Regions from separate parts of the Homo sapiens genome. Here all the other regions are linked to region 4. A link is an interaction called in ENCODE POLR2A ChIA-PET data of the cell type or tissue named here. Cell type or tissue: Caco-2. All regions are shown on one strand.

The links. Peaks named below come from ENCODE experiments on the same cell type or tissue, not always from the same donor. Only the 100,000 strongest peaks of a DNase experiment are listed, where the experiment ranks them.
Region 1: POLR2A ChIA-PET joins it to region 4 with 6 read pairs; 1 of 35 experiments calls an interaction of 5 or more read pairs at or near these places.
Region 2: POLR2A ChIA-PET joins it to region 4 with 8 read pairs; 3 of 35 experiments call an interaction of 5 or more read pairs at or near these places.
Region 3: POLR2A ChIA-PET joins it to region 4 with 7 read pairs; 8 of 35 experiments call an interaction of 5 or more read pairs at or near these places.
Region 5: POLR2A ChIA-PET joins it to region 4 with 6 read pairs; 27 of 35 experiments call an interaction of 5 or more read pairs at or near these places.

Annotation. Positions count from the first base shown.
Region 1 is chr15:64,632,156-64,637,155 of GRCh38, reverse strand. The region is part of intron 3 of ZNF609 (zinc finger protein 609); the gene reads right to left. It also overlaps a transcript of LOC101930091 not described here. Among named protein-coding and RNA genes, the nearest start is that of OAZ2, 69 kb to the left of the region's middle. In Caco-2, no CTCF peak of the experiment used is centred here; DNase peaks (open chromatin) are centred at 1,515, 2,005 and 2,305; H3K4me3 peaks cover 246 bases.
Region 2 is chr15:63,322,203-63,327,202 of GRCh38, reverse strand. CA12 (carbonic anhydrase 12) reads left to right here. Exons shown (of 11, transcript NM_001218.5): 10 at 1-54; 11 at 846-5,000. The coding sequence ends at 918. The region is part of intron 1 of LOC124903506 (a long non-coding RNA gene); the gene reads right to left. LOC124903505 (a long non-coding RNA gene) reads right to left here. Exons shown (of 2, transcript XR_007064675.1): 2 at 4,807-5,000. Among named protein-coding and RNA genes, the nearest start is that of APH1B, 47 kb to the right of the region's middle. In Caco-2, no CTCF peak of the experiment used is centred here; no DNase peak of the experiment used is centred here.
Region 3 is chr15:63,530,373-63,535,372 of GRCh38, reverse strand. USP3 (ubiquitin specific peptidase 3) reads right to left here. Exons shown (of 15, transcript NM_006537.4): 2 at 2,666-2,726. Among named protein-coding and RNA genes, the nearest start is that of USP3, 28 kb to the right of the region's middle. RefSeq lists an enhancer at 4,389-4,438. In Caco-2, a CTCF peak has its summit at 3,558; no DNase peak of the experiment used is centred here.
Region 4 is chr15:63,457,957-63,462,956 of GRCh38, reverse strand. No RefSeq gene overlaps it. Among named protein-coding and RNA genes, the nearest start is that of USP3, 44 kb to the left of the region's middle. In Caco-2, no CTCF peak of the experiment used is centred here; DNase peaks (open chromatin) are centred at 1,556, 1,946, 2,066, 2,526 and 1 weaker place; H3K4me3 peaks cover 1,606 bases.
Region 5 is chr15:63,506,794-63,511,793 of GRCh38, reverse strand. All of the region lies in intron 1 of USP3 (ubiquitin specific peptidase 3), which reads right to left. Among named protein-coding and RNA genes, the nearest start is that of USP3, 4.7 kb to the right of the region's middle. In Caco-2, no CTCF peak of the experiment used is centred here; no DNase peak of the experiment used is centred here.

The DNA.
Region 1 (5,000 bases), 1.2 Mb before region 4:
TAATGATTCTATTTACATGAAGTTCAAAATGGGTAACACTAATCTATGGTATTAACAATGAGATTGGTTACCTGGGGTGGGGAGAAGGGCTAGCTATTAGAAGGGAGGCATGAAAGAGATTTTGGGGTTCTGGCAATACTGTGTTTCCTCATCTAGGTGCTGGTATCACATGGTGTGTTCACTTCGAAAATGCAGACTTGCACACGTAGAATTTGCGTACATGTTTATATTATTTTCAGTAAGACTTATTAATATAAAACAAAAACAAAACCTTTGGGTTTGTGACTCCTGTAGACAAGTGGCTGGGAAGATAACAAAGGATAACAGATTAGGCTATGCCAGGATCAGCCAAGATGCAGGCCAGTTCTATACTTCAGGCAGCTTGCCCAATCTCTAGGGCAGAAGACTAGTCTAGTATCTAAGGCAACAGCACATGGCAGAAAAGGGGAGGGTTTCGCTTTCTTCATCTACTCTTTCTCCATACTTCATTCCAGGAGATTTTCTGTATAATTCTAAGGAGTAAGCTGAAAGCTAAAAAGCAAAAGGGAGCTTCATAAATGAGAATATGCACAATATTTCAAGTATATTGAATGATCTAGAAAATTTTCAAAAGGTAGGGATAATCAGAGTCAAATAAGGAGAATGCAGGTTGTTCACCAAATTAGTTCAGGGTTAAAAGTTTCATTTGATTATGAGTTCAATGGGGGTAGAAAATTATTTGACAGCAGTCTTTTGGGCTGCTTTTAGATACCCTAAGGAGAAAACAGAGTACAACTTCGGGGAGGGGTGACTGCTCAATTTCTCACCATAGCCTTTTTGTCATATAGCTTGTTGCTATGGAGAAGGCCGTGAAGGCAGCAACTAAAGGAAATAAAGGATCTGGCAGGAGTAAGCACAGGGATAGTAGATTAAACAAAAATTTCTTGAGCAATTAGTGAGTAGCAGGGCCTATAAATGACATACTTTTCTTGTTTTTCCTAACCCCTACCCCTTTGAAAGTACATGGGCTTGGTTTACCACTATAATTTAATTGAAATACAGAGAAGCCTGAATGGGCCTAACAAAGCTTAAGCCTGGCAGACAAAACACAAGGCCACTTAGCAATGCTGCCTAATGCCAGGAGGAATCAGCTACCTACCCACCCTATCCTGGTGAAATTATCTCCAGCTGCCTAAATTATAAAGTTGATGCCCTGTGATTTCTTTGTTCTGTAAAGCCTGAGGGAGATGGAATAATGAGGTATCAGAAGAGGTGGAGAACAGCCCCTTGTTTCAGAGTAGTCAGAGAGAGAGAGAGCGAGTTAAAGAGAGAAATGGAGTTAGTTCTCACCGGTATCATTAAGAGGCAGCAGCAGCCTCAGTAGCAATAGCTTGGGAGCAAAGCTCTGCTTGAACTAGTCTGAAACTACTGCTGTGGGAGAAAAGGCTAGTTGCCAACTTTGTTAATAGCTTCTGCCTATCATTGTTACAGCAGCTTTATCAAATAGGGCAGGGCCAGGACCTGTTTTTAGCAGTGTAAGCACTAAGACCAGAGGGCTCAACATCTTCCAGCAGATTTCATCACAACCAATGACTAACAAAGACAAGTCCCTCTTCTATTCCACATAAATGATTACAGAGTTGTAAATATCAGAGCTAGAAGGATCATAGAGATCATGTAGTCCAACCTCCTCATTTTACAAATAAGGAAATTAAGGCCCAGATAGTCAAACGACCTTATTAACAGAGCAAGAAAACACCAAGGCTCTCAAATAGGACTTTTTCCCCTTTGAATCACACTTCAAAGCTAAGTTAGTTAGGGCTAATGATTAATCCCAGGCAATACCAGTAAGATATTTATTGCCTAGGTATCACTCAACTAAATTCCTAAGTATCAGGATGATTTTGATAACAAAATAGGTCTGGGTTTTGTTACTGAAATATAAAAAGAATCTCATTTGCAAACAACCTTACCTATCTGGCAAGCTCACAGCCTAGTCACCTATATATACTGCCTGACTGTGCTTTGCTTGGGGGAGGGAGGAGGTGTGTGAGCATGCACAAAGGGAGACTCTCTTTCTCCCCTGGAGATTAGTCTATTTTGCCATTTGCAAAATGAAACTCAAAAAAGCCGGTGACTGAAATTTTTCCCAAGGTCTTCAGGATTTAAATGTATGACAGTGGACATATAACACAATCCACAAAGGTATATAAACACGTCACTGCCCTAAAGTATCCTCTGGGAGTAAGCTGCTAGGTGGGAATGTGTTGGCTGTTGTTTTTGGTGGGGGAGGGGTGGGAGAAAGTAGGTACTGATTTCCCTAATGTTTCCTTTGTGTGGCTGCTGTTGCCATGTGGTGGTCTGTTGCTATGAAGATTTGTGGTGTCAGACAATGGCTGCTAGGCTCTTTATGACTGTGCTATTGGTAGAGCTATTTCTTCGGGATTCAAGCTAGTATGCAACTGGCTAAACAGTGGAGAAAGCTTGGTTGTTACTGTGCCCCATCTCTCCTCTAGGTGAGTACTGCCTGGGGCAAGACTGAAGGTGAAGGGGCATTAATTATAGCATATGAGAAAGAAAAACCAATAGCTGAATGCCACCTTACTTTTCTAGTGCAAATATCTAAAATTAGATATTTCACAGTTCACACACATACTTTTCTACATCAAAATCACACAGGAAAAACCAAGAGTAACTACCAAGGTTACCATTTCCATGAAAGAAGATTAATGGAGAGCCCCTTCCCTTTAGTGAAAAGGATAAAAGCCCACAGCTGGGATCTGCAATCAGATGAGGATGAAGAATAGCTGGGGCAGGTTCTCAGCGGAGCTACCACAGGCAGACTAACTTCCTGCTAAGCAAAACCATAGCCTATTACTCTGATAATGAGAAAACTGCAGCCCACAGACCAAAGCAAAGGGCTCAACCACAGAGTTTGAAGTAGGGCCGAATGTTCTCCTGGGTAACAGGGGCCAGAGTACACAGAAGTCACCATGGGTCTGTTTAGATGTCAGCTACTTACCCACCCTCTTCATACTCCCACACAATTACTCTTCTTTCCATCTCAGAGTATATACACACAGACACACACACACACATATATATATGCATGTCTGTGTATATATATTTTAAAGATCTAGCCCCTGTGCTGTCAATACCATAAGCCACTAGTTAACATATGGCTATTTAAATTTAAATTAAATAAAATTAAACATTCAGACCCTTGGCCAGGCACGGTGGCTATACGAGGCATGAGATTGGTAAACATTTTTTTTTTTAATAATTTTTTTTTTCCTGAGATGGAGTCTCACTCTGTTGCCCAGGCTGGAGCGCAGTGGCACTATCTCGGCTCACTGCAACCTCTACCTCCCGGGTTCAAGCGATTCTCCTGCCTCAGACTCCCGAGTAGCTGGGATTACAGGCGCCCACCACCATGCCTGGCTAAACTTTTTCAACAAAAGACCAGATAACAAATATTTTGGGCCTTGCAGGCCACATGGTCTCTGTTACAGCTTCTCAACTCTGCCACTGTAGGGCAAATGTGAACAAAATACATTAAATGAGAATGACTGTCTTCCAATAAAACTTTATTTATGGGTCCAGGCCCAGTGCCTTACGCCTGTAATCCCAGCATCTTGGGAGGCCGAGGCAGGAGGATTGCTTGAGCCCAGGAGTTGAAGACAAGCCTGAGCAACACAGTGAGATCTCATTTCCGTAAGAAAATATTATAGGCCAGGTGTAGTGGTTCACGCCTATAGTCCTAGCACTTTGGCAGGCTGAAGTGGGCGGATCACTTGAGCCCAGGAGCTTGAGACCAGCCTGAGCAATATGGCAATACCTTGTCACCACAAAAAATACAAAATTAGCCAGATGGGGTGGCACATGCCTGTAGTCTCAGCTACTTGGGAGGTTGAGGTGGGAGGATTACTTGAGCCTGGGAGGTGGAGGCTGCAGGGAGCTGTGATCACGCCACTGCACTCCAGCCTGGGCAACAGAGTGAGACCCTGTGTCAAAAAACAAAACAAAACAAAACAAAACGTGTCACTTCTAATAGGTTACAGAAAAAAAAAAACAAAACAATACTTTATTTATGGACCAGGTGTGATGGCTCACACTTGTAATCGCAGAACTTTGTGAGGCTGAGGCAGGACGATTGCTAGAGCCTAGGAGTTTGAAACCAGCCTGTAAAACATAGTGAGACCCCATCTCTACAAAAAAAAAATTAAAACAAAAAAAATTAGTTGGGCATGGTGGTGTGTGCCTGTAGTCCCAGCTACTTGGGAGACTGAACTGGGAGGATCACTTGAGCCTGCAGTGAGCCATGATCACACCACTGATCACACCACTGCACTCCAGCCTGGGAAACAAACCAAGACTCTATCTGAAAAAAACAAAACAAAAACAACAACAGCCAGGCATGGTGGCTCACGTCTGTAATCCCAGCACTTTGGGAGGCCAAGGCAGGCAGACCTGAGGTCAGGAGTTCCAGACTAGCCTGGCCAACATAGCGAAACCACATCTCTACTAAAAATACAAAAAAAATCAGCCAGGCGTGTGATTCCAGCTACTTGGGAGGCTGAGGCAGGAGAATCACTTGAACCCAGGAGGTGGAGGTTGCAGTGAGCCAAGATTGCACCACGGCACCCTAGCCTGGGTGACAGAGTAAGACTCTGTCTCAAAAAAATAAAAATAAAAAATAAAATAAAAACAACAAACAAACAAAAAACCCTTTATTTATAGACACTGAAATTTGAATTCCACGTAATTTTCATGCCTCACAAATATTGTTGGATTTTGCATTTTTTCAACTATTAAAAAATAGAGGCTGGGTGTGGTTGCTCATGCCTGTAATACCAGCATTTTGGGAGGTGAGGCGGGAGGATTGCTTGAACCCAGGAATTCAAGATCAGCCTGTGCAATGTAATAAGACACTGTCTCTACCAAAAAAAAATTTTAACTACCCAGGCATGGTGACATGCTCTGGTGGTCCTACTTACTTGGGAGGCTGACGTGGGAGGATC
Region 2 (5,000 bases), 140 kb after region 4:
TCTTGGCATCTGTATTGTGGTGGTGGTGTCCATTTGGCTTTTCAGAAGGAAGAGGTGAGCTGGTTTGGGTCCAAAATGGGAATGGACAGCTATGTGTCCATGATGATTAGTCTGCCTGGGAAGGCAGCTTTGTGGCATGAAGAGCCGCAGTCACCTGGACCACCACTTACCCTAGGAGGGCCGTCCCCAAAGCACCCGTGCCCTGGCCTCCTTTGCATGAGACGCACATGTGACCCTGGTCGTTCAAAGGGTTCAGGGGTCACTGTGCTCAGATTTGGAAGCGTGTGTGCCTTGCTTGCTGCTATTGCATGGCCTTGGACGAGTCTCTTGACTTGGGGCTTGTGCCTGAAGTTAAGCAGCCAGGCTGTCTTCTTATCAAGATCTTTACATATGCTTTTTGGTCTATGAATTCAAAAAGAAAGATGAAGGAAAACCTGATCTCTCACTCACATTAACTCTTCATGCCCTTTGTCCATGTTTTTATTGTGACATTTGGCTTTTCCTAAAACCTAATTTATTTGGGGGGGGTATGAAAAATAAAAAGGTTTCTGGGAACCCTGTTATGGAATCAGAGGTTTGAAGAGGGGGGTGACAACGAGACCTCTTTCAAAATATAGGTCTACTACTGTTAGGTGTGAAAGAGAACAGTTGGAAAACGAACAAGTTCTGTTTTTGTTAAAGCTTTATTTGGTGACACTCCCTCCCAAGACCAACAGAATTGGGGAAAGGTCCCAAAGAGAGGAATCCAACTTTTAAAAACGGCCTCATTCCATACCTGAGTCAGGCTGCTCTCTGGCTCGCTCGCTCTCCTCTCTAACAAGAGTTATGTGTTCTTTCTGTTCTAGTATCAAAAAAGGTGATAACAAGGGAGTCATTTACAAGCCAGCCACCAAGATGGAGACTGAGGCCCACGCTTGAGGTCCCCGGAGCTCCCGGGCACATCCAGGAAGGACCTTGCTTTGGACCCTACACACTTCGGCTCTCTGGACACTTGCGACACCTCAAGGTGTTCTCTGTAGCTCAATCTGCAAACATGCCAGGCCTCAGGGATCCTCTGCTGGGTGCCTCCTTGCCTTGGGACCATGGCCACCCCAGAGCCATCCGATCGATGGATGGGATGCACTCTCAGACCAAGCAGCAGGAATTCAAAGCTGCTTGCTGTAACTGTGTGAGATTGTGAAGTGGTCTGAATTCTGGAATCACAAACCAAGCCATGCTGGTGGGCCATTAATGGTTGGAAAACACTTTCATCCGGGGCTTTGCCAGAGCGTGCTTTCAAGTGTCCTGGAAATTCTGCTGCTTCTCCAAGCTTTCAGACAAGAATGTGCACTCTCTGCTTAGGTTTTGCTTGGGAAACTCAACTTCTTTCCTCTGGAGACGGGGCATCTCCCTCTGATTTCCTTCTGCTATGACAAAACCTTTAATCTGCACCTTACAACTCGGGGACAAATGGGGACAGGAAGGATCAAGTTGTAGAGAGAAAAAGAAAACAAGAGATATACATTGTGATATATTAGGGACACTTTCACAGTCCTGTCCTCTGGATCACAGACACTGCACAGACCTTAGGGAATGGCAGGTTCAAGTTCCACTTCTTGGTGGGGATGAGAAGGGAGAGAGAGCTAGAGGGACAAAGAGAATGAGAAGACATGGATGATCTGGGAGAGTCTCACTTTGGAATCAGAATTGGAATCACATTCTGTTTATCAAGCCATAATGTAAGGACAGAATAATACAATATTAAGTCCAAATCCAACCTCCTGTCAGTGGAGCAGTTATGTTTTATACTCTACAGATTTTACAAATAATGAGGCTGTTCCTTGAAAATGTGTTGTTGCTGTGTCCTGGAGGAGACATGAGTTCCGAGATGACCCAATCTGCCTTTGAATCTGGAGGAAATAGGCAGAAACAAAATGACTGTAGAACTTATTCTCTGTAGGCCAAATTTCATTTCAGCCACTTCTGCAGGATCCCTACTGCCAACCTGGAATGGAGACTTTTATCTACTTCTCTCTCTCTGAAGATGTCAAATCGTGGTTTAGATCAAATATATTTCAAGCTATAAAAGCAGGAGGTTATCTGTGCAGGGGGCTGGCATCATGTATTTAGGGGCAAGTAATAATGGAATGCTACTAAGATACTCCATATTCTTCCCCGAATCACACAGACAGTTTCTGACAGGCGCAACTCCTCCATTTTCCTCCCGCAGGTGAGAACCCTGTGGAGATGAGTCAGTGCCATGACTGAGAAGGAACCGACCCCTAGTTGAGAGCACCTTGCAGTTCCCCGAGAACTTTCTGATTCACAGTCTCATTTTGACAGCATGAAATGTCCTCTTGAAGCATAGCTTTTTAAATATCTTTTTCCTTCTACTCCTCCCTCTGACTCTAAGAATTCTCTCTTCTGGAATCGCTTGAACCCAGGAGGCGGAGGTTGCAGTAAGCCAAGGTCATGCCACTGCACTCTAGCCTGGGTGACAGAGCGAGACTCCATCTCAAAAAAAAAAAAAAAAAAATTATTCTGTACCATCACAACTTTTCACAACGATGGCAAGCCTTATGTCTTGGGAGCCTGTTTTGCTAGGCAAAGTTACAAGTGACCTAATGGGAGCTCAAATGTGTGTGTGTCTCTCTGTGTGTTTGTGTGTGTGTGTGCACTCAAGACCTCTAACAGCCTCGAAGCCTGGGGTGGCATCCCGGCCTTGCCATTAGCATGCCTCATGCATCATCAGATGACAAGGACAACCCTCATGACGAAGCAACATGAATTAGGGGGCCTCTTGGCCTTGGTCCAAAATTGTCAATCAGAAATGAACATAAAGGACTCCAGAGCAGTGGGACTGTCTGTCAAAAGACTCTGTATATCTTTTGTGGATGAGTTTTGTGAGAGAACAGAGAGACCATTGTACCTGGCACAAGGGCTGTTCATGAAAAGGGAGACTTACTGGGAGGTGCAAGACAGTGGCATTTCTCCTCTCCTCTTGCTGCTCAGCACAGCCCTGGATTGCAGCCCCGAGGCTGAGACCAGACAAAGCCCGGGAGGCAGAAAGATGCTCCAAGAACCAACACTATCAATGTCTTTGCAAATCCTCACAGGATTCCTGTGGGTCCAGCTTTGGAACTGGGAAACCTTTCTTCGGATCCGCACTCATTCCACTGATGCCAGCTGCCCCTGAAGGATGCCAGTACTGTGGTGTGTGAGTCTCAGCAGCCGCCCACACGCTCCTAACTCTGCTGCATGGCAGATGCCTAGGTGGAAATAGCAAAAACAAGGCCCAGGCTGGGGCCAGGGCCAGAGGGGAAGGCCCTGGATTCTCACTCATGTGAGATCTTGAATCTCTTTCTTTGTTCTGTTTGTTTAGTTAGTATCATCTGGTAAAATAGTTAAAAAACAACAAAAAACTCTGTATCTGTTTCTAGCATGTGCTGCATTGACTCTATTAATCACATTTCAAATTCACCCTACATTCCTCTCCTCTTCACTAGCCTCTCTGAAGGTGTCCTGGCCAGCCCTGGAGAAGCACTGGTGTCTGCAGCACCCCTCAGTTCCTGTGCCTCAGCCCACAGGCCACTGTGATAATGGTCTGTTTAGCACTTCTGTATTTATTGTAAGAATGATTATAATGAAGATACACACTGTAACTACAAGAAATTATAAATGTTTTTCACATCAGGCTGTTCTTTTTTTTTTTTTGGAGGCGAGGTTAAAGCATTACTATTTGCAAAGCACTCTGTAGCTCCCTGTTATGGGGATAGGTAACTAATCAGAATAATAATGTCACTCGCATCCACTTCTTAGAACCTGGCTCCAAAGGAAAATAAGCTGATAGACTCAATCACTTTCCTGAGGATGGAGGCCTATGGCATGTGTGGCTGCAGGTCGCGAAGCTGCTTAATGGTGCTGGGAAGCCTAGAGGAATTAAATAAAGACCCTGGAGGAGGTGGGATCGGAGCTGCACCTTGAACAAATAGCTCAGATTTGAACAGATGGATGGAAAAGAGGGAGGTGTTCCCAACCAAGGGGACATGATACAGGGAACAGGTCCTATGTCTCTTTACTCCTGAGAGTATTAAACCTAGTAGGTGGGCAGCCCCTCTTGGTTGCCTGTTACCTTATTTTGAATTCTTTTTGCAAAACATACTATCACCCGTCCAAATAATCTTTTGTCTAAATCCAGACTTCACATTCTGACTGGGGCAAAAAGAGGCAGTCCAGTAAAGGTTATAAAATAGGTACCATCATTGTTTGCCTTATTTAGAAAAGCATCCAATTTTCACTATAATCACCCTAAGCCTGAGAGAGGTGAACTGTTCAAGGGTACTTTGGCTCCAGTGGGTGACAGTACCTGGCCCAGCTTTGGAATTGAAACATTTCTGATGGTCTGTACTCTGCTAGAACACAGGATGCTTCTGCTCTCCCTGCTCTGGCATCCTGCCAGGTGTCATGGCCACGCACAGGCATGAAGACAGCCGGGAAGCCAGAGTTCCCACGAAGCACTCACTCCTTGGACTTGCTCCCACCCCACTGGGGAGAGCACTCCTGGAGCAGGAAATGAGCATCTCTCATCTCCCTGAATTCCACATCCACTGGCTGAATGATCAGGGAGGCATAGCAGTGAGAGCCATAGGTCGGCAGAGGGAACTCAGGCCCTCCTTTAGGATGGCCATCACCTCATCTCAATCCAGCCAAATCAACCATCTAGAGCACACAGGCCGAGAGAAATGTAATAAAATATAACATGAGACACGTATGAAATTTAAACTTTCCGGTAGCCACACTAGAAAAAGGTAAAAAAAAAAAAACCAGTGACATTAATTTAAATTTAATTTTAGATAATCCAACAGATCTAAAATACTATCATTTCCACATGTAACCAGTATTTTCATGTGTTTTTTTCTGCAGTAAATCTTTGAAATCTGGTGTGTGTTTTACACTGACAGCACACTCGATTCAGATGCTAGATTTTCCTTGTAGATATTTGGTCGTTATTTAGATTTCAT
Region 3 (5,000 bases), 72 kb before region 4:
TATTAGCATTCTTCTTTCTGTGCTTAACTACTACTCATTCAGAATCCAAACAACAATTGCTTAGAAGGTGGGCACATTTAGCACATATTTCAAGATAACATGTAACTGTATAGGTCAAGAAACGCTATTTAATAAAATGTAAGGCTGGGTGCAGTGGCTCACGCCTGTAATCTCAACACTTTGGGAGGCTAAGGCAGGCAGATCACTTGAGGTCAGGAGTTTGAAACTTGCCTGGCCAACATGGTGAAACCCCATCTCTACTAAAAATACAACAATTAGCCATGGTTGGTGGCACATGCCTGTAATCCCACTACTTGGGAGGCTGAGGCATGAGAATCACTTGAACCCAGGAGGCAGAGGTTGCAGTGAGCCGAGATCACCCCACTCCACTGCAGCCTGGGTGACAGAGTGAGACTCTGTCCAATAAGTAAATAAATAAATAAATAAATAAATAAACAAATAAAAGGCAAACTCTAAGGTATCATATAGGTTCAATACTTAATCTTAATCACCTATTCTTATCATATATATTTATAATACTAAACCATGAAAAACAACAGTAATTCATTGCTACAGTAATAATACTGAATAAGCACATTACCACTTGCACATTTTTGAGAACTCATCATCTTTACATAGTCCATTTAACTACAATGCTGTAGTTTCTAAATGTACTAGATGTTTAAATAGTTCCGGTGCATATCAGAGATAAACTAAGAAGTAGGAATACTGATATTAAGATTAGCAATGTTTTGCCTGATACCTAAATATATTAGTCGAAGAGGTTAACAGTTTTGTATAAACTAGCTAACAGGAAATTAAATATTTCCCTCATCTAGTTTTGGATTTTAACTAGACATTTTGGTCTACAGCACAAGAGGAAAAATTTCACTACATATGTCACAAATTTCTAATAACAATCACAAAAATTTGAAAAATAACTTAAATGGGATGGTGTCATGAAGACCAGCAGAATTTATAACCCATATATGCTATTGATAAACTATGTTTCCTAGTGGGAAGAATATTCACTTTACGATTTCCCTAAAGACAAGCAGTCTAAAATTACCAAAAAATCAATAAATTTGGCAATCAACACCTGGGATTACATGATAAAAGAATATTAACCAATCAGCTATGTAAAATGGAGATCCAAATTCAGGCTATTCTGAATTTTCTGTTTAATCTACTTCATCACATTTCTCCAAAACTATGTCAAATTTCTAAATTTAAGCTTGTTTGCAATTGACAACAGTCCACCTGCAGAGGCTAGAAATTTTTCCATTTATTTTTCCAAAACCTATTTTAGTTTGTTGTTTAAGAACATTAATCTCTAATTTTTGAGTTTGTCAGGTCTTTTGATTGGCACATGACCATCAAGATTTAGGTTGTAGAGCACTACGAGACTTCTGGAGAACAGAACTACATAAATTTTATTGCATTATAATTCTCACCTCTCAAAATCTAGGAGAGGAATCTGTCTCTTCAACTGCAGAATTTAAGTGCTTCTACTTTTCTTCTTTTTTAAAAAAAAGTTATCTGTACAAAGTATTTTCAGGTTCCCCAAATCCTAGAGATTTCAAAACCACAACAGCCACAATTAAGAAATGCAGTTAACATTTTCCAAAGGTACTCTTAAGTGCACATGGAAAAAATACTCAATTCCAGGACTCAAAATGTGAAAAATCAAAACTTCACTGAACAAAGAAAGATGCTCTCTTCATGCAATGAGGATTTAAAAATAACAATGGGGAAATATTCTGGATAAATACAATATAGATTTCAGCCTATGGGACTCAGTATGATTTCTCATTTCCTTACTGCTAAGCTATTAACTTCTAAAGTAAATTCAAAGTAGATTTTCTAAGCTAGAAGAGCAGTGGAAATAAATGTGCTGCTACCAGGCAAAAAACCACAGACAATATACTTGAGTTTGTGCTAGAAGAGTTACTATTTAAATAATATTATTTTGAGGCCAAGAACTGGGAAGAAATGCTCAGGTTTAAACTGGGGTGGGGTGAGGTAGAAGATGTTGTCCATAGAAAGTAGTATTTTAATGGAACAATGAAACATTTGGTATATCTTAGGAATTAATAATGAACTCCACAATGAGATCATTTTCAAAAGGAATTCGTTTATCTGTAAATATTTTAAGGGTTTTTTTCTTTCCCAGAAGAATGATATCATACCTGGGATTTGATACAAAAGTCAGTAGAGGTGGGGATGGGGTAGGTAATAGGTGAAAAAAGATTGCCATGTGTTGATAATTGCTGGGTGAATGGGACATGGGGTTCAATTATACCATCTCTATGTTTGTGTGTGCTTAAATTTTACCCTAATAAAAGGTTTAAAAAACAACCATTAGGTAAATTTGTACTTCAAGAATTCCCTTAGCTCATCTTTCCACTCAAATATTATTAGCAGATTGTCTTGGTCATCAAACTAATTCTTCTGAGTATCAATACGAAGAGTTTTTCTCCCCTAGATGTTTTCCCCAGTTGTATCACAGAACAAAGGGATTCAACTGGAGAAGGAAGCCCTACAGGGAATTATGCATTATGATTAACAATGGTACTAAATCCAAATCAATAAAACTCTGACATAAAGCTTAAAGACAAATTTTAAAAAGCAAATAGGTCAGTGAAGTAATAAGTATGTCACCTACCTTCCACAGTGGACACTTGAACAAGTCAAACAGACCCAAGGGCTTTTGTTGGACCGGCACACTAATAAAAAGAAAAATACACAATATACCAATTGCATCATGTTATTTCCCAATTTCTCCCCATTTTCCTGTGATTAAGTTATAAATTCCATGGCTATGTAGGAATGCTGAAGTTGCAAATCCGTGCTTTGTGAATGCATTTACACAAAATGGCTGCCTAATTAAGTTATACTGAAAAGAATTTAAATGCATGTCCACAACAGCGGCTCATTTTAATTGCTGACTCAACCCAAATAGCTTAACCACGTTAAACACATATACACTTGTCTCCTTTATTACTTATTCCCTTTTGCTACAGTCTCTGACAAGTTAACGACAGTCTATTTTCCTATTAAAAAACATTTTTTAAGTCTAGTCATTTAATCACATGTCATTGCCATGTAGGTCATAGACCACTACAAATGACAATTCTTTCAGTTTATTTACTAAGAGGCACAACATAAGGTTACAATTAGGAAATCTGAGCCTAGTTTTCCCAAAGTAATTCTTAGTTGCATAAAATATATGACAACTGCACATAATTCTTGCTGATGGTATAATCAAGACATTAATGATTTTAGTTGATGTATTATAGTGGTGGGGAAGGCAAGAAGGTATGGAAATGAAATATTGATTAAAATTTTGCTTGCTGTCTACTCATTCATTTTTTAATAAGTCCTATATAAGTAACAATGATATTTAAAAGGGAGGGATATCAAAATCACCTGGAAAGCTTTTTGAAAACACCTATGTTCTACTCAAGGTTATCTACATTGGCGTGGGGAAGGAAGTACAAAGAACATGTATATTTTGCGCAAAGTAGCTTCCCAGGTGACTTCCTAATACAGCCCCTTGGGAGCCACTAGTCAGCCTCCTAGAGGCATGGGAGGAGCACTGCAGCACAACCACACAGGATCATAGTAACCACCTAGCACGTTGTAGATGCTCAATAAATATTTGTGGAAGAGAAAGTTTAAATTTCTTAGTTTAGGATACCCATCTCTTCCAAGATCTGATCTCTACCTACATTTCTCTTGCCCAATCCCGTATCACAACAGGCCTTTCTCACTGTTAAAAAAAAATTAACCGAAACTGGAAATAAGGTGAATGGAGAACTGTAAGCCCTTTCAGCGTACACTGAAACACTGTTTAATAGCTCCTCCCAAAGATAGTTAATTATAGTACCACTGACCTGCTTACTTGACCAGGACCCAAATTCTATGAAATTACAGGTAATGGAGTTTTTACATAATTTCTGTCCAGCAGACTCCAAAGGTTACAATTATACTACCCTGTAGGATATTAACCAGTTTTGTATCTAACCTACCAATTTTATTTCAATGTTTTTTTCTTCACTGTCTATACACACTCAGTTCCCAAATACTCTTGGAGCCAGCTTTACCATCTTACTACTGGTTCCCTCATTAATGAGTTAAATAAATCTTTGACTATGTTCATCCTATATTTGCATGAGAGGAGGGGACAGGAGGTGAGAATAGGAGAGCACAGTGATTACTGCCTGAGGGACTCTACAGTTTGGCCAGTACAGAACTTTAGTTTTGAACATGAAAGCTTTGAGTGGTGAAATCCCCTTCTAGTTGCCAAAGGCCTTCCCTTTTCTTAGTGCATTCGCATATTTACATTCAGTATGAGGGCCATCCTTGAAGGCACTGAAGGCATTTTTTACTCAACTGGGTCTAATTTTGTTACATGTGCACGTAAACCACATGACAGAAAGGTGCGGAAGAATACCTACCAAACTGCTAAAACAACTCTGTTAGGCAGGTACTTGGGAAGACTTATTGTGAGGGAGACTGCTGGCTTTTTATTTGTACTCCCCTATGGTGTTTGCCTTACAGCAATGAGAATATGATGTTTTTACAGTTTGAAGAGAAAGCCCAATAAAATGTATCTTACAAAATAAAAAGTAAACTAGTACACAGCTTACTTGAACAGCTATTCATGGTTTGAGGTATGATTTGGAGTACTGAGATATTATGAATATTTTGTTTCTCCAGTAAAGCTTTTTTCTCTTAGTAAATATTAAGAACTTTGGGGCCAGGTGCACTGGTACGTGCCTGTAGTCCCAACACTTTGGGAGGCCGAGGCAGGCAGATTGCTTGAGTCCAGGAGTTCGAGACCAGCTTTGGTAAAATGGTGAAACTCCATCTCTACAAAAAATACAAAAATTAGCCGGGTGTGGTGGCACGTGCCTACAGTCTCAGCCACGTGGGAGGATCAATTGAGCCCAGGAAGGTGAAGCTGCAGTGAGATATGACTGCACTACTGCACTCTA
Region 4 (5,000 bases):
CAAAGCTCCTATTGTTCTTCCCTGATGCATTCTCTTCACTCTCCTATCCTCGATTTTGCATTAATCTTTCTCTTGCTTTTTATTTTTTTGAGATAGGGTCTCACTCTGTCACCTAGGCTGGAGTGTAGTGGTGTGATCATAGCTCATTACACCCTTGATCTCCCGGGCTCAACTGATCCTCCCACTTCAGCCTCCCAGGTGGCTGGGACCACAGGCACATGCCACCACACCTGTTTACTTTTTTGTTTTTATTTTTAGAGATGCAGTTTCACTATGTTACCCAGGGAGGTCCCAAACTCCTGGAGTCAAGCAATCCTGCCTCAGCCTCCCAAAGTGCTGGGATTATAGGCATGAGCCACTGCATTCAGCCTCTCCTACTTTTGAGAAAGAGCTTTACCTTATAAGTATTATCCCTAGTTTTTCTTGCCTCTAAACTTTTATCAAGGGAATCATACTGTAAGTATTCTTTTATAACTTGCTTTTCACATCTGTGATCTATGTTGATGGGTACAGCTGTAGTTTATTCATTTTCATAGCTACATAGTTTCCACTATGGGACTGTGTTAGAATTTATTCCTCCTACAGCAAATGGACATTTGAGTTGTTTCCAATTTGGGACTATTTTAAACCATGCTTGTTTATTTCTCCTACTGCCTATATATGAGAGTTAATATTTATCTAGAAGTGGAATTACTGAGTCATAAGGTATGCGTGTCTTTAATTTTATCAGATAAGGCCAAACTGTTCCAAGTGGTGGTAACAATCAACTCTCCTACCAACCATGTATGAGAATTCTCATTGTTCTACATCCTTGCCCCTGCTTGATTGCCTGTGTTTTAAATTTCTGCCAGCCTCGTGGCTGTGGAATTGTATCTAATTTTTATTTTAGTTTGCATTTCCCTTATTACTAAGGAGGCTGACCATTTTTTCATATGTTGGTGGTCTTTTTGTATTTCCTTATCCCTGAAATGCCTGTTCATGTCTTTTCCCCATTGAAAAAATTAAATTGTTCATTCTTATTGATTTGTCGAAGTTTTAAAAATAGATTCTGGACAGGAATTCTTTGCCAGGTGTAGGTGTTACAGTGATCGAGTCCAGTCTCTGGATTGTCTTCTCTGTGTCATGTTTTTTTATGACTAGAAGTTCTTAATTTTAGTGAAGTCACCCTTCCTCTTTTCCTTGAACTTTTGGTGTCTTGTTTAAGAGTGATTTTTTACCCGAGGCCCTAAAAACGGTCTGGATTTTCTTCTAAAAGTTTCAACATTCCAAATGTCTTTCTTGGGACTGCTCTGCCTACTGAGCTCCTGAATCTTTCCACAAAATGCTTCTGCAAGCCAGAGGTTATTTCTATTCCAGTGGGCCTCCTCTCTGCACAGAGGGCCCCCGAGTTCTGCCAAGTGCCCAGAGAAAGGCTCCATTCACCGGGCGGGCTGCTCTCCATGGCCGTGAGTGTCCCGCGCTCTCTGCCGACCGCGGGCCCCTAGGAGGAGCCTTTGCTCCAGGCCTGGAGCTCCCTCCCCAGGCTCCTCTTGCACCCGGCTCCTGGCCGGGGAAGGGGAGCCCTTGCCTCCTGCAGACGGTGGGAGCGGCATCTCCTTTGCACCGAGCCAGGATCTCTGCATGGGGCCACCGCACTTGGGCCTCGCTAGCCTAGTCCGGCCCCTGACCCGCTGGGGCTGGGCCCCTCTTCCCATTCCTGCTCCCTCAGTCCTGCTTTCAAATCTACTGTCTTACCTCCTGCTCGGACGCCTTTCTTGGAATTCTCTTGATTCCTCCCTTGTCTTTTAGGGAGGCCCCGCAGTAACATTCTTTTATGGGTCAGATGCTGCTGAGGTTTCAACCTATCCCAAACTGTTGCAGGATGTAACTGACGAAACTGCAGGCTCCCCAAAGGATCAGACACTAGGGAGCCACAAAAGGTACAAAACCGAAGGGGGCACCGCATGTTTCAATGTTTGATTTTGCCTCACATTTCCCGCTCCACCAGTTAATAGCTGGCTCCACGGTTTCCTCTTTCTTCAGTTTCCTTATCTGGAAGACTGAGTTAATAATCACTACCTTACAGTTTTCGTAAGGATGAAGTAAGATAACTTGGGTAAGGTTCACGGTGCCTGGCACATAATAGGGACCCACAAATATTAGTTTCTCTTTGTCTTAGTTTGAGATCCCAAAATACACAGCCAGAGGCCAAGCTTAGGCACAAATGCTTTTTTGGTTGGTTTCATCTCACGGAAGCAAGAGTGGAGAACAAAGAGAAATGAGGCAGGCAGGCAGGCAGGCAGGAACCACAGATCCAGGGAGGTGTGGAGGGGCCAGAGCAGATCAGGGGCCATGCGGGGTTTCTCTGGACAGGCTGCGTGGAGACCCTGGAGGAGAGGAGAGCACTCTACCTGCCAGTGCCTGCCCACCTCCTATCTCTCATTAATCAAAGTTCACCTTTTGGGAGGCTGATTCCCCTGCATTCTAGGCTGTTTCCCTGGGAGCCCTTCTGGAGGACTTCTCAGAAAGCCAGACCTGCCTCAGGTCTGGGTGCCTGAGCTACTGCAGCTCGTGTTGCAGCGCGAAGGATGGGAACTGCACCACACCCTGACCCTTGTCCTTAGGGGAGCCCGAAGCAACCAGTGGCATTAGTAGATGCAGTGATGGTGGTGGTTGTTAGGAATCCATGACCTCAGGAACAATGTGAGTTACCAATAGCGTGTCTGGCATTGGTGGGTTCTTGGTCTCACTGACTTCAAGAATGAAGCCACGGACCCTCACGGTTAAGTGCTACAGTTCTTAAAGGTGGTGTGTCTGGAGTTTTTTCCTTCTGATGTTTGGATGCGTTAAGAGTTTTTTCTTTCTGGTGGGTTCATGGTCTCGCCAGCCTCAGGAATGAAACTGCAGACCTTCCCAGTGAGTGTTACACCTCATAAAGGCAGCGTGAACCTAAAGAGCAAAAAAAAAAAAAAAAAAAGGAAGCTTCCACACTGTGGAAGAAGATCCTAGGGAGTTGCCACTGCTGGCTGGCGCAGCCTGCTTTTATTCCCTTATCTGGCCCCACCCACATCCTGCTGATTGGTCCATTTTACAGAGAGCTGATTGGTCCGTTTTGACAGAGTGCTGATTGGTGCATTTACAATCCCTCAGCTAGACACACAAGTTCTCCAAGTCCTCACTAGATTAGCTAGACACAGAGCACTGATTGGTGCATTTACAAACCTTGAGCTAGCCACAGGGTGCTGATTGGTGTGTTTACAAACCTTGAGCTAGACACAGAGTGCTGATTGGTGTATTTACAATCCCTTAGCTGGACATAAAGGTTCTCCAAGTCGCCACCACATTAGCTAGATACAGAGTGCTGATTGGTACATTTACAAACCTTGAGCTAGACACTGATTGAGTGCTGATTGGTGTATTTACAATCCCTTAGCTAGGCATAAAGGTTCTCCAAGTCCCCACTAGACTCAAGCCCAGCTGGCTTCACCTCGTGGATCCTGCACCGGGGCCGCAGGTGCAGCTGCCCGCCAGTCCCGCCCGTGTGCTGCGGAGCAGGAGGTGGTGCTCCTCAGGGAGGCTCGGGCCCTGCGGGGTTGGGAGAAGGACAGGAAGGAAGGCTCGGGCATGGCGGGCTGCAGGTCCCAAGCCTTGCTCCGCCGGGAGGCAGCTGAGGCCCAGCGAGAATTCCAGCGCAGCGCCGGCAGGCCGGCACTGCTGGGGGACCCAGCGCACCCTCCACAGCTGCTGGCCCGGGTGCTAAGCCCCTTACTGCCCAGGGCCAGCAGCACCGGCCGGCCGCTCCCAATGCACGGCCTGCCAAGCCCACGCCCGCCCGCCGAGCCCACGCCCACCCGGAACACCCGCTGGCCAGCGATCGCCGCCTGCAGCAGCCCAGTTCCGGTCCCTGCCTCTCCCTCCACACCTCCCCACAAGCAGAGGGAGCTGGCTCCGGCCTCGGCCAGCCCAGAGAGGGGCTCCCTCAGTGCAGAGGTGGGCTGAAGGGCTCCTCAAGCGTAGCTAGAGTGGGCGCTGAGGCCGAGGAGGTGCCAAGAGCGAGCGAGGGCTGCCAGCACGCTGTCACCTCTCAATAGGACCAGTCTGGCCAAGGAGCAGGGTGAGGGGCCCAGGTGCGGGATGGGAAAGGCAGGTGAGCTGAGTGGATCTGTGGTGTGAGTAGACTGCATTTGGTACACCTGTCACTTTTCTTGTGCTCATGCAAGCTCTGCTTCCCAGGACATCTAACACCAGGCATATTCACATTCATCGAATACCAATAGGGGTACAGAGATGAAGGAAGCAGGCATGAGGTCTATGGTTTCATGCACTAAAAAATATTGTATTTCAGAAGGATGGGGTGTTTTTGCTCACATCATTGTCCAGTGCAGGTCAGTGGTTCTCCCGAGTGGCTCTCCTCCATGTGGTGACTCAGGGACCCCGGCTGTCTTCATCTTCTGAAACCATCATCTATACCATCTCAGTCACTGTGAAAGGGGCAGAGAGGATTGACGGCTCTCATGAGAGCTTTTAAGGGCCACATCACTTCTGCCTACATTTTCTCTGTTAGAATTCAAGTTCAAACCCAATCTAACAGCAAAGGAGTCCAGGAAAAGTAGTTTTCCTTTGTGTCTAGGAAGAGGAACTGCATAGGAAAACACAGCATTGTCTCTACCACAGAATAAAGAGAAGTTAAGGTATGACTTCTGTCTCAGAGGATCTCAGGATCTAGCTGGGGAGAAAGAGCAACTCGAAGGAAAAGTTGAATCACAACACATGATTGCAAATGCTGTGTCAACAGTATTCGGAAAATAGCAATAATAGTGAAAAAAAACAGGCCCAGCACAGTGGCTCATGCCTGTAATTTCAGTACTTTAGGAGGCTGAGGCGGGAGGATTTCTTGAGTCCAGAAGTTCGAGGCCAGCCTGGACAACATGGTGAAATCCCGTCTCTACAAAAATACAAAAATTAGCCAGACATGACAGCAGGTGCCTGTAATCCCAGATACTTGGGAAGCTGAGGCGGGA
Region 5 (5,000 bases), 49 kb before region 4:
ATTCTATACCTTAAGAATTCTCTCCTTCCTCCACCCTACAACAAACCACCTCCAAGAAGAATCTTCTCTAACAGAAACAAAATGAAAAAATAAGGGGGGTGGAGAGACTTCAATAACTGAAACCCATTTTAAAAATAACCAAAAGCTAATTGCATTTTATCCATAGCTATAGTGAGGAGGCTGGTTTATTATGTCTGAACTAATGCAATATGAATTTCGGCCTATAAAAATATTAGATCTGAGTATAACAAGGTTGACATTTAAAATAGTTGTTTCTTCCAAACTATATCACCAATTCCTTGTTCCAACTTGCCAGCACTTTCAATATTAAATTGGGTGAGGGGGGTAACAAAAGACCAAATTTTAAAATAAGTAATTTTTGAGATGTGGAACTTAAAATATATTTTCATATCAAAAATCTTCAAAGGAATTATTTAAAGTATGTGTTCCAAACATTTTGTATTTTTTAAATTGTCAAGCATTAAGTTACTGAATAACAAAATAAAGACTCTTTTTTTTTTTTTTTTAAGAAAAAGCAAGCTAAAAGTCTGAACAGTGTTAGAGTTTAAGCTTTGGGCTATCTTTAATACTCCCCAAGCATCTTGGGCAACTCGTAACCTTTGTCTCAGTTTCATAATCAATAAAATAGGAAAAACTACAAGGATGAATAATTAATTAAATTAGTCAGGATTAAATGCTAGCAAACTGCTTTGAAGTTACTTTATGTTGTTCTCAGTTATCTTCCTACTCAGTAAAACTAATAGATGAGAAAACATCTGGAATTACTATAGATAATCACATCTGCAGACTCACAGCAGTTAAAAAGACGATCTCTACAAATTTCTAAGCCAAAGTTCATTCAACGACCCCAAAGATTTTAAGATACAACCACAATGAACAATTTTAGGTGAATTTCTTTTCAGTCTCAAGGACACCTATTCTTACCTACATTCTCAAAAGAAACCACTACACAGAAATCTCAGAGCATCTTGAGGGGTCTTGGCACAAGACAATTCTAGGTAAGATGAACAAGCTGTTACTGTTGTTAATGCTATTCTCAGCATTCTAAACTGTCAATCAAGGTAAGCTTAATCACAAACACACCCTCCAAAAAGTACTAGCCCCTACTGAGAACCCATCAAAGTACTTCCTTCCAAGCCATCTGTCCAGGAAAGCTCTATTAACACACCTAGAATGCAATTGCTCTCCTGTCTAAAGAGGCAATGAATAAACATAAAATATCAAAATATGTTAAACAGCATACCTTTTCCACTTCAAACAATGATAATCTACCGACTAAATCTATTTATTTCAATGCCTTGGTTGAACACAAACCTGTATGTATGTAGGTCAGAGACTGCAGCTTAATCAAAGGAGACTAACATTTTGTTTTCAAAGAAGGAAAAATATTAAAAACAAACAAACAAGCTCAAGAAGGGGAGAAAAGCTCAAAAAGAAAAAAAACGAGCAGGTTAGGTTAGGGGAAATGTACATGTTAATCAGCTCCTGATGGAAGAGGGACTCAAATTTTAAAACAGGAATTTAAATGACTCACTGAGCTACACACTAAATTACTCACTGGTCTACTCACTGAGCTGCAAACACTATAAAAACATAAGTATTTCTAAATCTAGCTTGAAGGATCCAAAATCAATCTTTTATATTCCAGTGGAGAAGGAAATTACATACATTTCAATGAGGAAAAAGGAGGCTGTTACACGAGCCTAAGGCTAATGGTGTACAAGCAAAGAATGAGAATAAATTATTTTGAGGATAAATAACAGGAAACCACACCAAAGAGTTCGAATTCTTCCCCCAACTCCATCATTTCTTCTGCTTAGACCATGAAGGATGTTCTGTATACACTATTAAGCATATTATTAGGGAAAGAACTTCTCATCAATGTGTCAAAACTTCTTCACAACAAGTAAATGTTAGGCTCAATCTCTATACTGAAGCTTCTTTAAACAAAACACATACATGGAGCACATTCTAAATTTCACACATTTCACATCCATGAGCAATCATTTAGAGACTCTAGAAATAAGCTGAGATTGCTCTAAGATTCTGGGGGACGGGGTTGGGGAGGAATACTGCAGAAAGACTAGAAAGACATTTGACTTAAGCTTTATAAATATTACCAAAAAAGTTTAAATTCTTCAGAAGGATATATAAAACTCAAATACTACTTTTTAGAATTAATGTGAAAAAAGTATCACCTGTCCACTGATTTTTAACTACCCCATCCACATTTACAACTAAATTGTCCACCTGCCCATCTATAAATACAGACTGCCAAAAGAACACAAATTCATTGTGATAACAACACTGCAGATGGTCATTTGCTCACAATCCAGCCAACGTTTACTGACTAAAATACTGGGAGTGCGGGCTAGTGAAAGCATTCTGGGGAAAGTTCACTCTGCGTTTATTTTCAACATAAAGACCCTGCCAGACACATCTAAGTGATAGTTCCTTTATTTATCAGGCAAATATTTACTAATTGCTCTATTAAGTATTAGGCACTTAATAAAGACATCATAGAATGTTACTAAAAAGCAGTAAAAGCATTTGACCTAATGACAAGGAAATGACTGATTGTATTTAGAAAATTTAGTCCACTGGGCAAACGAGTGTTAAATGTAGGTTGTGGAGAAATACGATACAAAATAACCCATCACTCCATCAAGGTTGATTTCTTCTCTTTATCACAACCTGATCAGTCCATTACAAATTTATTACCACTGACAACCAATAATCAACACCTCATCCTACTGAATGGATCTCTTAAAAAAGGGTTTATCTCCAGTATTTTGGGTGGAATTATCTGCAGTTTTTGGTGCAAAATTGCAGAACATTTACTTGATCTACACTTACTTTTCTTGGGTAGAGTAATATGAAGGCAAGTGTGTACTGAAAACTTAAAGAGGCACTCTCAACTCATTGAAGAATTAATCAGGGAAAAATTAGCATGCCTATCCTACTAAATATCTCTAATTTAACTGGCTGTTTAACCCAAACCCTCAAGTTCAAATGCTTGGTCCTTGGCTTTCCTTAGTTATCAAAACACTTGCATTCAGGGCATCTTTTTAAACAATTTTTGTTTTTTCCCACTGGTTAAACTCTTTTACCCACAAAAATAAGGAATGCCCAAGCCTCCAACTTCTGAAAATAACATCTGGTATGTGCACATAACAAAAAGCTTGAGAGAATGCCCTTTTATTTAAAACTTTTTCATTTTAAACTAGAATCCCTTAAGCAACAATTAGACATAAATCAGCCTTTACGTTATTAGGAGATAGCTATTTTCAACATTTACCTTAAACCACATGGATGTATCTTCTAACTAGTTAGCTTCCTGTCTCTCCCCCAGCTAGATTAGACTGTTAACTTTTTTGGCAGCAAAGGACTACTAGAGCCCATGCTCTATTTCCCAGCTAATACATTTCAAAAACCTCAGGTCTCTACAGAAACATAAACGTTGGTAGCCTTAAGGATTTCTCTAATTTTTTAAAGTTATTTTGATATGAGCAGGTATCCTTAACTGTTAACTATAGCTTACACAAGTGGGTTCTCAAAGTGTGGTCCTGGACCCCTGAAAGTTTCCAGGACCCATTCAGGGGATCCAGAAGGTCAAAACAATTTTCATACATAATATTTAAGATGTTACTTTTGTTTACAGTCATTCTCTCACAAGCATGCAGTGGGGTGTTCCTGAGGCTGCATGATGTGACATCTCAAGAGACTGAATGCAGAAGCAATGTAAGAATCCAGCTGTCTTCTATAAAGCTGAACAAAGAGTTACAAAAAGGCAAAATAATGCCATTCTTCCCACTAAATTTTTGTTTTGAAAAACATTTTACATAAACTGTCAATTTATGTTATGGGTGTGGGTCTATTATTATTTGTAAGCATATTAATAAATACATATTTTAAGTTTTTCTCAGTTTTAATTTCTAATAAACATCATCAACAGATATAAGCTACACGAAGGCTCTTCAGGTGCTCAACAATTTTTAAGAGTGTAAAGGGGTCCTAAGATCAAAAAGTGTAAGAACCACTGTCATACACAATTATATAACCCAACACACAGTGCCTTCCATGGATAAGAAGCTCATGCTAATTCTGAAGTATAATTACTTCTTACTTCTTGTAATCTTGTTGAGTTCTGTATCTCCCTGTAAAGCATCATTCAGCATAAAGCCAGTCTGTTCTAGTCCCCATTTAATGGGCTTTGGATATTTAATTATTCAGAGTCCTCTTTACAAAGATGTTCTGACCTCTAATACCACCTATTACTAGAACAGTGTATACAAGTTTCTCAAAGTTTTCACAAAAAATTACCTTGTTCATCCTAACAGCAACCTGTGAAGTAAATGCAAAGTATTACCCTTTTCTTTGCAGATTATATAAGGAAACTGATACTCAAAGAAAATAGAACTATTTGTCCAATTAGGTACTGCTAACTGGTAGAACCTAGAATGTTGTGGCATTTTGCAATTTGCTTGGCTGTCTTACCGTGGTATAATTGCAAACTCGCAAAGAAAATAAGGCAAGGGCATTACTTTTATTGTCCCAGTGCCAAAACAGGGATTTTCCCCTCCTTAATAAGAACATAATCAGATTCAATACCCAGTCACAGTATTAGTCAACACATCGGCTACCCTTTTGGTCCCCTATGAAAAAAACAAAAATAAAATAAAATCAAGAGTGTGGGAGAAAAAAAATACGACTATATAACACTCCAAGATAATGAGTTAGTTAAGGACTCACAGATTCATCATTTAATCACTGAAACGACAGGCACGCAAGAACAAGATCAAGCTTAATACAATAACGCTAGATTATATCAACAAATGGATGCCAACGGGTTAAGACGGGAGGCCTACATAAAATGGGTTCAATTCAGAGTGTGGACTCACACAAAGTTGCGAAACTCGCTTTATTGGTTCTACAAATCCAAGTAAGTGACTAGACCCAGGCTTGCAAAGCTATATGTC